Regions from separate parts of the Homo sapiens genome. Here region 2 is linked to region 1. Evidence: chromatin contacts called from ENCODE Hi-C or POLR2A ChIA-PET data. All regions are on one chromosome and are shown on one strand. Each heading gives the region's core, a stretch centred on a gene start or an enhancer-like site at or near the end of the contact. The rest is flanking DNA. Distances are from core to core; before and after follow the strand shown.

Region 1 (6,170 bases), core at 2,235-4,734:
ACAGAGACAGTAGGGTAAGTAAAAACTCTTTCTGATATGCTTTAATATAAGAGCTGGTTTTATAAGCAGGCAGAGCATGCCTTTGTTATGTGTGTGAAGGATCCATGCTCAAAAAATATTTTGTCTGGGTGCAGCAGCTCATGCCTGTATTCCCAGCACTTTGGGAGGCTTAGGCAGGGAGATCATTTGAGCTCAGGAGTTCGAGACTAGCCTGGGCAACATAGTGAGCCCTCATCTCTACTAAAAATTAAAAAAAAATTAGCCCAGGCCAGGCACAGTGGCTCACACCTGTAACCCCAGCACTTTGGGAGGCCGAGGTGGGAGGATCACTTGAGGTCAGGAGTTCAAGATCAGCCTCGGCAACATGGTGAAACTCCGTCTCTACTAAAAATACAAAAAAATGAGCCAGGCATGGTGGTGGGTGCCTGAAATCCCAGCTACTCAGGAGGCAGAGATTGCAGTGAGCGGAGATCACGCCATTGTGCTGCAGCCTGGGCAACAGAGCGAGACTCTGCCTCAAAAGAGAAAAAAAAAATATCCGGGCCTGGTGGTGTTTGCCTGTAGTCCCAGTTATGCAAGAGGCTGAGCTGGGAGGATCACTTGAGCCCGGGAATGCAAGGCTGCAGTGAGCCTTGATTGCGCCACTGCTCTCCAGCCAGGGTGACAGAGTGAGACCCCATCCCCTCCTCAAATTTTTTTTTTTTTCTCACATCAACTAAGGTGATTGAAATTCACCATGGTCAAAAATCTCCCCTTAAAATATACCTAACATTAGAGGACTTAATAGCTGAAATCATTGTGTACCATGGTTTAGGGATTCTTTATTGAACAGGTAGGTAAATGAGCACTTACGTCCTATGTCTCATTTGTGTCAGAGGTCAGGGCCTGCTTAAAATAGTTCAGTTTGCACACTTAAATTTGGCCAGGAGTTTGTCACTTGATATTTATATAATTATTTTGGCCGGGTGCAGTGGCTCACGCCCGTAATCCCAGCACTTTGGGAGGCTGAGGCGGGCAGATCACCTGAGGTCGGGAGTTCGAAACCCACCTGACCAACATGGAGAAACCCTGTCTCTACTAAAAATACAAAATTAGCCGGGCATGGTGGCGCATGCCACCTAGCTACGTGGGAAGCTGAGGCACAGGAGAATCACTTGAACCAGGAGGTGGAGGTTGCAGTGAGTTGAGATTGTGCTATTGCATTCCAGCCTGGGCAACAAGAGCGAAACTCTGTTTTTTAAAAAAAAAAAAAAGGGGCCGGGCGCGGTGGCTCACACCTGTAATCCCAGCACTTTGGGAGGCCGAGACGGGCAGATCACGAGGTCAGGAGATCGAGACCATCCTGGCTAAAACGGTGAAACCCTGTCTCTACTAAAAATACAAAAAATTAGCCGGGTGTGTTGGCGGGCACTTGTAGTCCCAGCTACTCTGGAGGCTGAGGCGGGAGAATGGCGTGAACCCGGGAGGCGGAGCTTGCAGTGAGCCGAGATCGCGCCACTGCACTCCAGCCTGGGCTACAGAGCGAGACTCCGTCTCAAAAAAAAAAAAAAAAAAATTATTATTATTATTTTTAGTCAACTAAAAGTGACTCAAAGTTTGAGTTACTTTTATCTTTAGACAGAAGAGGATTAGTTTATTTTTTAAATCTTAAAAGTGATGAAAACTTCTGTAAGGAAAAAGTTAAAGTGACTTACTAGTAAAGTTACTTACTGCTGACTTAATGAAGAATTACTAGAGCAGAGATTTCACTGTCCAAGACATGTCATCTTTATTAAGAAGTTTAGGTCACTAAATGCTGTTTGGTGCTGAGTGCTCTTTGACATTGTGAAGAAGCTAGCAGATGCGTTTTCCCGTGTCACCTACACACAAGCAGAATATTTCTCATTCTCTCTCCGTGCTTAGATCAGCCTCATTGTAAGTGAGACAGTCATTTGAATCTGAATCACCTTTGGACATCTTCGAATCATCTTTGGACAAAAAGATATGGCCCATATGATCATGTCCCAGAATAACTGTTAACTGTTCATTTAACTCTTACGTCAAAAGACATCACTATATTTTCACCTCTTTGTCTTCAAAGATGATGGTGTCTGTTAAGAGTTACTAGAAAGAGGGGCTTTAGGCCATTGTTGTGGCTCACGCCTGTATTTTCAGCATTTTGGGAGGCTGAGGTGGGAGGATGGCTTGAGCCCAGGAGTTTGAGATCAGCCTGGGCTTAACATAATGAGACCTCGTCTCTACATAAAAATTAGCCAGGTGTGGTGGTTTGTGCCTGTAGCCCCAGCTACTCCCGGGAGCTGAGTTGGGAGGATCGCTTGAGACTGGGAGGTTGAGGCTGCAGTGAGCCATGATCATACATGTCATGCCTAGCAGTGAACACCAGGTTGTGTCTGGTCTTCTGCAGTCTGCCATGGTGAATAATCCCGTACGTGTGTCATTTCACACGCTGCAGGTGAATCTACAGGGTGAATTCCTAGAAGCGGGATTGCTGGCTCAAAAGTGAAATGTATTTTAATGTTGCAGTTTACCCTCGGTAGAGGTTACACCTGACCAGATCCCCCCAGGAATGCATCACAGTACCTGCAGGCTTCCTCAGAGCTTGCCTTTACAATATAGGGTTACACTCTTCAGGGTTTTTGGGGTTTCGTAGAGAAATGATGTTTCAGTATAATTTCTACTTCTATTTTTCTTAGTAAGTGAGGATGAAGTTTATCTTTTCATATATTTAAGGGTCGTTTCTGTGAACCATTGCTTCATGTCTTTTTCACTTTTTTCTATTGTCTCATTTTCCTCAAAATAGAGGCACTGTTTATGTATTACAGAGATTAGGCCTTTGTCATTAGTCTTTTCCTGTGAACGAGATCACATAGATTATTTGTTTCTTTTCTGGCTTTTGAATTTCAGCCATCATTTTAAAAAATACTTCCCCATGGTTTTTGTCCAGTTCTTTTGTAACTTCTTGTTCTCCATTTCAATATTGGATGTTTGGCTTTTGTTCCTTTGCGTGTTTGGTATGCGATATGGATCCCCCTTAGTCTTTTTGTCTAGCATCAATATATTTATTTTATACTGTCCTTCAGATTGATGATGATTTCCAGAGTTCTTGGGGCTTTAATGCCTGTTGCGTTTACAGACTCTCATCCGGGTTGGTTGTTTCTTTTTTGTTTTGTAAATCAGTTTATTTATTTACTTTGAGTTCATCTTCAGTGAGCTTGTTCTTTTTGTTTGTTCTTTTGTTTGTGAGAATCCCAAAGATCCAAAATTTTGGGTTTTTCATTTGCTTCTACCATGTTCCTCAAAACTCATTCAGAGAAGAACAGTCATTGTGTCCTGCCCTGTCATTAGAACTGTCTCCTCACACTCCCTTTCCTGAGACTGTCGCCTTCTGGAGTTTGTGTCTGAGTTCTGATTCCCTTCCTGTGGCCAGGCTGCTAGGAGACCCTCCCACGGGTTCCCACAGCACTAGAGTTGATAGGCTTAGTTCTGTTCTTCGGGTTCTTGTTTCTGGCCCCGGGGGATTTCCCGGTCTTTCTCATAATCTCAATTACACTTTTAAACGGCTTGTCGTAGCATGTGTTTCATCCTGTTTGGAACAGCAAGCCTTGAGAGTTACATAGCTGGCTGTATTTCAGGAGCCCTCACATATCTCACACTCCAGCCAAAATAACCTATTCCCGCAACAGGCGGTCGTGGCGTGGCCTCTGTACGTGAGAGCCGTCGTTCTTGTTAAGTGGTCCGCTTTTCCTGCCAACACCACCCTCCTCCCAGGGCATCTCTGTTATCCCTCAGGTGCCCAGGTCCTTTGGGAAGCATTTCCAGCCTTCCCTCGCACATGTAGGCAGGCTCTCCTGTGTGCCTCTCCGCTCTCACAGTTCCCTGTTCTTGCCTCTCTTGAAGCAAAATACCCTGCACATTGCCATTGTTGGATGGCTTTTGGTTCTGTTTTGGGGAAGTGGAGATGTGTGTTCTGCTCAAGCCTGAGCTCTTGGAAGGAGTCGATTTTGTGTTACGATCTTCATGCCCAGTGCCTAACACAGTGTCTGGTCCCTAGAGCTTGATCGGGGCAGGGAGACAGTCAGCTGGTACAAGGACAGTTAGTCCGACTGCTCTTTGCTTATTGGATTGCCTCAAAGCAGAATTAACTTCTCAGGCTGTTTGTGCTTGAGATGTCACATGAAAACATGTTATGGCCGGGCGTGGTGGCTCACACCTGTAATCTCAGCACTTTAGGAGGCTGAGGCAGGCAGGTCACCTGAGATCAGGAGCTCAAGACCAGCCTGGCCAACATGGTGAAACCCCGTCTCTACTAAAAATACAAAAGTTAGTCAGGCACAGTGGCAGGCGCCTGTAATCCCAGCTACTTGGGAGGCTGAGGCAGGAGAACCACTTGAGCCCAGGAGGAGGAGGTTGCAATGAGCTGAGATCGCGCGACTGTACTCCAGCCTGGGCAACAGGGCGAGACTCTGTCTCAAAAAAAAAAAGTTATAAAATCCTGATCCTGATCCTCCTAGTTTATAGAAGTTACAGCTGGGTTTTTTTTAATTTACTTAAACTCTTTTTTTTTGTACTAGAGGATAGCTTCTGAGCTACAGAGTACACTACCAATTAACAGTGGTGGTTTGTTTTCATTTAAAAATGTGTTTTGGGCTGGGTACAGTGGCTCACGCCTGTAATCTCAGCACTTTGGGAGGCCTAGGCGGGCAGATCACCTGAGTTTAAGAATTGGAGACCAGCCTGACCAACATGGTGACACCCCATCTCTACCAAAAATAGAAAATTAGCCAGGCGTGGTGGTGCATACCTGTAGTCCCAGCTACTTAGGAGGTGGAGGCAGGAGAATTGCATGAACCCAGGAAGGGGAAGTTGCAGTGAGCCGAGATCTCACCATTGCACTCCTGCCTGGGCAACAAGAGTGAAAAAAAAAAAAGGAAAAAATGTGGTTTGGTTTTTTGCATTGTGGCATATTCCTATATTAAAAGTGTGATTGTTTAAAAAAAAATGAGTTAGTTTTACTGACTATAAAAAGCCAAGTAGAGGCTGGGCACAGAGGGTCACGCCTGTAATCCCAACACTTTGGGAGGCTGAGGCAGGCAGATCACGAGGTCAGGAGATCGAGACCATCCTGACACAGTGAAACCCTGTCTCTACTAAAAATACAAAAAATTAGCTGGGCGTGATGGCGGACGCCTGTAGTCCCAGCTACTTGGGAGGCTGAGGCAGGAGAATCACTTGAACTCGGGAGGCGGAGGTTGTAGTGAGCAGAGATCGCACCACTGCACTCCAGCCTGAGTGACAGAGCGAGACTCCATCTCAAAAAAAAAAAAAAAGAAAGTCAAGTAGAAAAGATTTGGAGGTTAGAAAATGTCCATTTTGTATCATGACATATATTGAAGACATCTTAGCAGTATTCTCCAAAATAAAGTTGACATCATTACCAAGAAGTTGTTTGACGGCTGATACTGTTTCACATAGTTCCAGGAATGAAGAAGTGGGTGCCAAATGGAGGTGAGGAAACAACTCAAGCGGTGAGAAATTTGCAGGGCCTCTCCTGGGGCTTGTATAAAATGAGGAACTTACCTAAATGGGTTGTGCTGAAAACATCCTGCGAAAACATCCTGCGACAGGCCTGTGCCACTTAACTGGAGGTTCTGGTATTTGAAGCAAGTCCTAATTAGATGTTGCATCTTTCTTAACAGTTTGCTCTCGCTCAGCTGAGAAACAGTGCCAGATATTAGGCATGCTGGCTCAGCGGTCTTGTTGCTTGGAATTTCACAGACACACACCCGCTCAGGACATGGCGGCAACACATTTATAGAAAAAAACAAATTCATTATTAACCAGATGGCACAAATATATGAATGTTTCAGTGAGAAAAGTGAAAAGGAGCAAAGATAAACCTTTCGAGGAAACATCCATCCACTTCGTGTCAATAGGTGTTCGTGATCGGATGCCGTGGCCGTCATTCCTGGCGGCGCAGCCCCTGTGCCCCCGCTCTGTGCGTGTCAGCACTGGCTGTTTTCTGCTCAGAGGCCCCAGCCCTACCTCAGCACAGTGCCCCCAGCTCAAAGGTGACCTTTCCCTGAGGAGAGTCACCAAATTGCCCACCTGTGGTTTCAGAACAGGACAAGGTAGACATTTCTTTCAGAGGTTGGGGTGGTTTTTTTTTTTTC
Region 2 (6,402 bases), core at 2,758-5,257, 380 kb after region 1:
ACACCATGCCTGGCTCATTTTTTGTATTTTTAGTAGAGACGGGGTTTCACTATGTTGGCCAGGCTGGTCTCGCACTCCTGACCTCACGATCCACCTGCCTTGGCCTCCTAAAGGTCTGGGATTACAGGCATGAGCCGCCGCACCCGGCCTAGGATTACATTTCCTTTTGTAGGGGCAGAAACATCACAGAGTTCTGGGTACGGTTGAGTTGTGTGTTTTTTCTTCAAGGTAAGCAATAATATCCCGATTGTACAGGGAAGAAAACTGAGAGGTAGAGAAGAGAAAGTGACTTGGCCTGTAAGTGCGGGAGTCTGACGGCAGAGGCTGTGTAATAATACCATGTTCTGGTCATCACCCCCATCACACAATCCTTATTAACTTACAGCTGCCCCATACTCTGCTTTTCTCCTTAATTATTATTTTTTAACCCAAGACAGGTAGGATAGGGTGATGTTAAAAGAGCCAGACTGCCTTGATTCTCACACCAGATTTTCTGCTTTGTAGCTCCTGTCACCTAGAGCACTGGACCTCTCTGAGTCTCGGTTTCCTTATCTCCAAAATGGGCATGGCAACAGGAGTTCCCTCCTTGAGTTGTGAGGATTGAATTAATAAATACTTGGAAGCCCTTCACACACACACTACCGTGTAGCAAGTGTTCACTTGGTGTTGTCATTATGCCCTAGCTTTGTTGTTGTTGTGTGCACATGTAATCCAGATTGCTGACAAAAATAGGCAACTGTGGATTGACACTATATACACATTTAAGCAAATGCAACCATATGCATCTCTCTTATGAAGTTAAAATAGAGTACGGTTATATTTTGCATGTGTTCCGCATATTGTAATAGCCATAGTTTTATATATTACAAAGTGCTAAATACGTATTCACTTTATAGGGTTGAATACACAGAAATATGTGCTCCATACTTGAATGGGCAATTGAAATAATTTTCGAGGGAAATTTTGATGACTGTGTAATAACTTTTGCCTTTCTTGCTGACTTTATATTCTAGCTTCTTTTTAAATTTTGACTAAGTCCGGGTTGAGAGGCCTTGATAAGCCCTTGGAAACCTCCACCCCACCTACTCCAGGATATCTGGTTACTAGGGTGCACCCTCACCCTCCACAAGGCTTATTCACCATGTGCTCTAGGGCTACCAGCTGTTGTTATACTGGGAATCGGATGTGTCTCATATCCTCTGATTCTTTGAGTACCAGCCATACCAGCTATTGTGTTAGAAACTGCCGACATGGAGTAATCAGCCCCAAGTCGCCATCCTTAGAAGTGTGTGTTCAAATTATAACCCAGTGTGGCCCAGCAAGCACATTACCAGCTAATCAACTCAGCAGGTGCCTGGACCTGGGGCTTCTCAGTGAAGATAACGTTGGAGATGGGTTTACAGGGTTGGAAGGGGCTGGGAGCTGGAGGACTGATAATCCATTCTGAGGAGGAATGGCAGGCAGAACGCCTGAGAGCCCCAAAGGGTTCCTGAGCAGGGAGTCTCTGGGACCGGAGGATGGGCGAGAGGAGGCAGAATTGGTGGAGTTAGGTGAGGGGGCCTCCTGGGCCACCCCTAGGAAGGAAGACCCAGGTCCCTCAGGTGATTGGGAGCCATTGGTAGCTTTCAGCAAGAGGAATTCACTATTTTTGACCCTCGATTAAGATTTGTTGCATTTTATATTCCATTTCCATCTAAATAAGAAAATATATTGGAGTAATTAATTTACTCAAGTATAGGTTCTGGAAGGAAGTTGTTCAAATTCTTTGCCCTTCTTTGGAAATGGAACTTAGGGAGTCTGAGTGTGTGAGTGTGTGCATGTGTGTGTGTAGGTGTGAGTGTGTGCACGTGTGTAGGTGTGTGCATGTGTACATGTATAGTTATGTGTGTGTATATCGGTGTGTGTGCATGTGTACATGTGTAGTTATGTGTGTATATCGTGTGTGTGCGTGTGTGTAGGTGTGTATTGTGTTTGCAAGTATGTATACGTATGTGTAGTGTGAGTGCACGTGTTTGTACAGGTATGTGTTTATTTGAAAGTGTATTTGTGTATAGGTGTGTGTGGTTTGTAGGTGTCTATAGATGTGTAGGTGTGAGTGTGCATGTGTGTGGGGGTGTGTATAGTTGTGTGCGTAGGTGTGTGTAAGTGCATGTGTGTAGTGTGTAGGTATGTGTTGTGTGCGTGTGTATAGGTATATGTGTGCGTTCGTGTGTGTATAGGTGTAGGTGTGTATGCATGTATGTGTATAAGTGTATGCATAAGTGAGAGCATGTGCTGGTGTGTGTATAGGTGTGTGTATGTGTGTTTGCAAGTGTGTTGGTGTGCGCATAGGTGTGTATGTGTGCATGTGTGTTGTGTCTGTATAGGTGTGTTTGTGGGTGTGCATGTGTGTTGCTGTGTGTGTGGGTGTGTGAGTGCACGTGTTGGTTTATGATAGGCGTGTTTGTGCGTGTATTGGTGTGTATAGGTGTGAGCGTGTGTGTATGTGGGTGTGTATATGTAGGTGTGTGTATAAATGTACGTGTGTGAATGTATATGTGTGTAGTTTCATATGAGTGTGCACATGTGTGTTTAAAATATGGCTAACGGTAAGGAAATAGGAAGAAATAAAATTAGTTTTCCAAGTATGGGCAGGCTTGAATATTTTAGTCTTATATAATGTTTCAAAATTGATTGCATAACAAAGCGGGTTATCTTGGACAGTAATAGGAGTAGCTAACATTTATCGATGCTACAGCGAGACAGACTGTTCTAAACCCTTTACATGAACTAGCGCATTAAATCCTCGAATCAACCTCTTAAGTAGCTACTGTTTTTACCCACCCTTTACGGAAAAATCCAAAGGACAGAGAGGTCAAGTATCTTTTTGTTTGTTTGTTTTTTGTTGTTGTTGTTGTTGTTGTTTTTGAGACGGAGTCTCGCTCTGTCTCCCAGGCTGGGGTGCAGTGGTGTGATCTCGGCTCACTGCAAGCTCCGCCTCCCGGGTTCACGCCATTCTCCTGCCTCAGCCTCCCGAGTAGCTGGGACTACAGGCGCCCGCCACTAAGCCCGGCTAATTTTTTCTATTTGTAGTAGACACGGGGTTTCACCTTGTTAGCCAGGATGGTCTCGATCTCCTGACCTCGTGATCCGCCCGCCTCGGCCTCCCAAAGTGCTGAGATGACAGGCCTGAGCCACCGCGCCTGGCCGAGGTCAAGTATCTTCTCACCAGCTAGAGTAGAGGAGGCAGGGCGGGAACCGAGGTGGTCTCTGTCTTGAGTCCATACATTATAACTGTTGAATTACCGGACACCCACTTCAGTGGCATTTATTCGGTGAAGTGTTTGGGGTGTAGGGAAGGGGTGGTGGTGACTGGAAGTGTAGCTTGGGGATCGCCTTTTTAATATCCCTGTCTAGTCACAAAAATAAGGCATGTTCTAATCAACTAAGCACTTGACCATGAACTTCTCGTAAGCAAGGTGAGTGGTAGATTTTTTTTCCTCAAGGATGCAAGCAGCTGATAGAATTGGGAAGAAAGTTATTAGTTGCAAAAACATTTAAGCTTTGCAGTAAGATTACTAGTGCACCAAAGGAATCGTGACTGTTAAGCCCTCTAGCTGATTAACTGGTGCTGTTATTTTATTTTAAAATGTTGTAATTTTTTCACAACAAGAAAAGTAATGTGTATTCCTAGAAGACAAATGAGGAAAAATACATAAGCAAAAAGAGGAAGAACACTCATAACTCCACTAGCCAGAAATTCCCCGTGTTAACTCTGGCGTCACTTACGGTAAATATCCCCATTCATCTCTTCTTGCTCCCAGAATAAATTAGCAGCAGCTTTTCCTCAGAGCAGGGGAACAAGCCACTTGTGTGGTAGGCAGATATGCAGGCTATGATGGCCAGAAAATAAGCGCACCCCAGGGCGAGGCAGTTTGTATTTTCTGCTTTCGGGGGAGCCGTTTCTTCTCTTTGAGGAGAGAAGTAATTTTCTGTCCCACCTGCATCTGTTTTCTGGCCTTGGGACCAAATGTCAACATCCCTAGTGGTGAGCACGCCCTTCCTTCGGTTTTTCTAGTTGCTGAGATACCTGCCGGGTTAGTTTTTTCTCCTCCAGATTGCATGTCTCTGATTCACCAGTGATAAAAATATTGAACAGTCACAAAAGACATAAATGAGGTGGGGAGAAAAAGCATGTCACTGAAATGCTGGTTTCCACTGGTGAGCTCCTTGAAATCCTGATAGAACTTTTTCCAAATGAAACGTGAAGTGGTATGCTCTTCAGACCATTAATTTTATTAAATAGCCAAACAATTGGATTACAGCCGTTTATCTGTACTGATTTTGCATTGTCATTTCAGAATTATCTCTTTAATTGCTACCTCCTCAGTAAGGTTCAGGGTAGAATGCTGTCACTATTTACGTAATCATTTACATATTTTGTATTAATTCACATTTGTTTTGGATCTAGTATTGAGAGGTGACTTAATTAGATCCAGTGGTTCATGATTAGCAGCCGATTCAGGGCTCTGTGTCTCTCTCTCCTCTTCAACATTTCCTCATTTCCTATTCCTGCCTCCATAGATATCCACTATAATGGACTTGCTAAATCTCTTTGAATACACAGGCATCCTCCTAATTTTTTTTTTCATTTTGTGGTGTGCATGTGTGTGTGAATGTTTGTATTTTTAATTTACATGAATGGCATTCTTCAATAGATTTCATTCTGTTGCTTCGCACTTTCAATGCATGCTCTTTCTAACATCTGTCCGTGCTACTTACTCTGTTTTCTCTAGTTCATTGTTTATAGCTGCTTTTACCCCATTTTATCTTCATCTCCCTGGTGATGGATGACTGAACCGTCTTGCACTTGTGTGTCCATAAAGAGTATCATGGATGAAAACCCTTGTTCATGCCCCTTCAAAGACTCGTGGGGGGATTTTTTGGGAGCCTCATATTCAGAAGAAAGCATACAGTTACTTTTCATTTAAGTATCAGGTAATACTTAATTTCATTAAGCATTGCCAGAGTATTTTATTTTTTACTAAGTATTAATTGAGTACTTTCTATTTTCATCACATTAGGCTTGGTATTTAGAGGGATTCATGGGAAAAAAAAAGAGACTCTTCTCAAGAAGTTTAAACTTTGCGTAGGAAGAAGGCAACAAAAAGAGAATATATGGGTAGTAGTAATAATAGTTGCAGTTTATTTGTCATATACCAATCAGTGACATATATCTTCTTAATACGCATAACCCTGTGAAGGTATATTATTAATTCTGTTTTACTGTTAAAGAAAAGGCAGTTCAGAGTGGCTAAGTAAATTGCCTAAGCATGCACAGCAAAGATGGTGGCAGTGCTGAGGTTTAAACCCAGTTTTCTCTTACTCCAAAGTCTCTCTCTCTCAGTGCTATGCAGTACTACTACCTGAGATGTCTGTTTTTAAAGAAGCCATTGAATCTTTGCATGTAGCAGGAGCTCAATAAATGCTTTTGAATTACTGATTGAAATAATCATGGTAAATGCATTTGAGTGCTGTCTGCTAAGTAGTTTAAGTACTTTATGTCTAGTAAACTGTTCCAATTTCACAGTAATCCCATAAAGCTGGCATTACTGTTATCCCTGTTTTTCTCCTGAGGAAACTAAGGCATAGACAGGGTGAATAATGACCAAATTCACATAGAGCTGGATTTTTTTTTTTTGAGACGGGGTCTTGCTCTGTTGCCCAGGCTGGAGTGCAGTGGTACAATCATGGCTTACTACAGCCTCAGCCTGATGGTCTCAAGTAATTCTTCTGCCTCAGCCCGAGTAGCTGGGACTGCAAATGTACACCACCGTGCCTGGCTAATTTTAGAATTTTTGGTAGAGGAAGGGTTTTACTGTGTTGCCTAGACTGGTCTTGAATTGCTGGCCTCAAGTGATCCTCCTGCTTCAGCCTCCCAAAGTGTTGGGATTATAGGTGTATGCTACCATCCCCTACTTGGATTTTTAAAATTATTAAAAATTACATTTTAATTTTAACATTTTAATTTCAAGATAGTTGTAGATTCACATACAATTATAAGAAATAATATACAGTGAGATCTCATGTACCCTTTACCAAGTTTCCCCAAATGGTAACATCTTACAAAACTGTAGTACAGTATTACAACCAGGATATTGACATTGATACAAGCAGGATACAAAAGCTTCTGGAATTCCTCATGGTGCTCTTTTGTAGCAAACCCACTTCCCTCCTGCATGATCTCACCCCCTGCCTAACCTCAGGTAACCTGTAGTCTCTTCCCCATTTCTATGGTTTTGTCATTTCAAGAATGTTATATAAATTGAATCTTACAATATGTAACCTTTTGGGATCTTCTTTTTCACTCAACTTTCACTGGAGATTTATCGAAGTTGTTGTATGTATCAGTAGTTGTTCTAT

Evidence for each region. A loop is a pair of places that touch in the nucleus more often than their neighbours do. ChIA-PET counts read pairs that join two places held with the same protein, here RNA polymerase II (POLR2A). Pooled maps may share reads with other maps.
Region 2: a pooled map shows a loop between it and region 1 (2.1-fold over the local background). The contact joins two enhancer-like sites. A Hi-C loop is called at or near these places in 2 of 50 pooled maps. POLR2A ChIA-PET finds 5 or more read pairs at or near these places in 2 of 52 experiments (OCI-LY7 and activated B cell).

What each region holds. Positions count from the first base shown.
Region 1 is chr10:12,238,472-12,244,641 of GRCh38, forward strand. CDC123 (cell division cycle 123) reads left to right here. Exons shown (of 13, transcript NM_006023.3): 10 at 1-14. Among named protein-coding and RNA genes, the nearest start is that of CDC123, 45 kb to the left of the region's middle. Within about 2 kb of position 3,485, at least 14 of the 41 ENCODE cell types and tissues checked have a DNase peak (open chromatin) inside an H3K27ac peak, as active enhancers do.
Region 2 is chr10:12,613,629-12,620,030 of GRCh38, forward strand. All of the region lies in intron 2 of CAMK1D (calcium/calmodulin dependent protein kinase ID), which reads left to right. Among named protein-coding and RNA genes, the nearest start is that of MIR4481, 36 kb to the right of the region's middle. Within about 2 kb of position 4,008, at least 2 of the 41 ENCODE cell types and tissues checked have a DNase peak (open chromatin) inside an H3K27ac peak, as active enhancers do.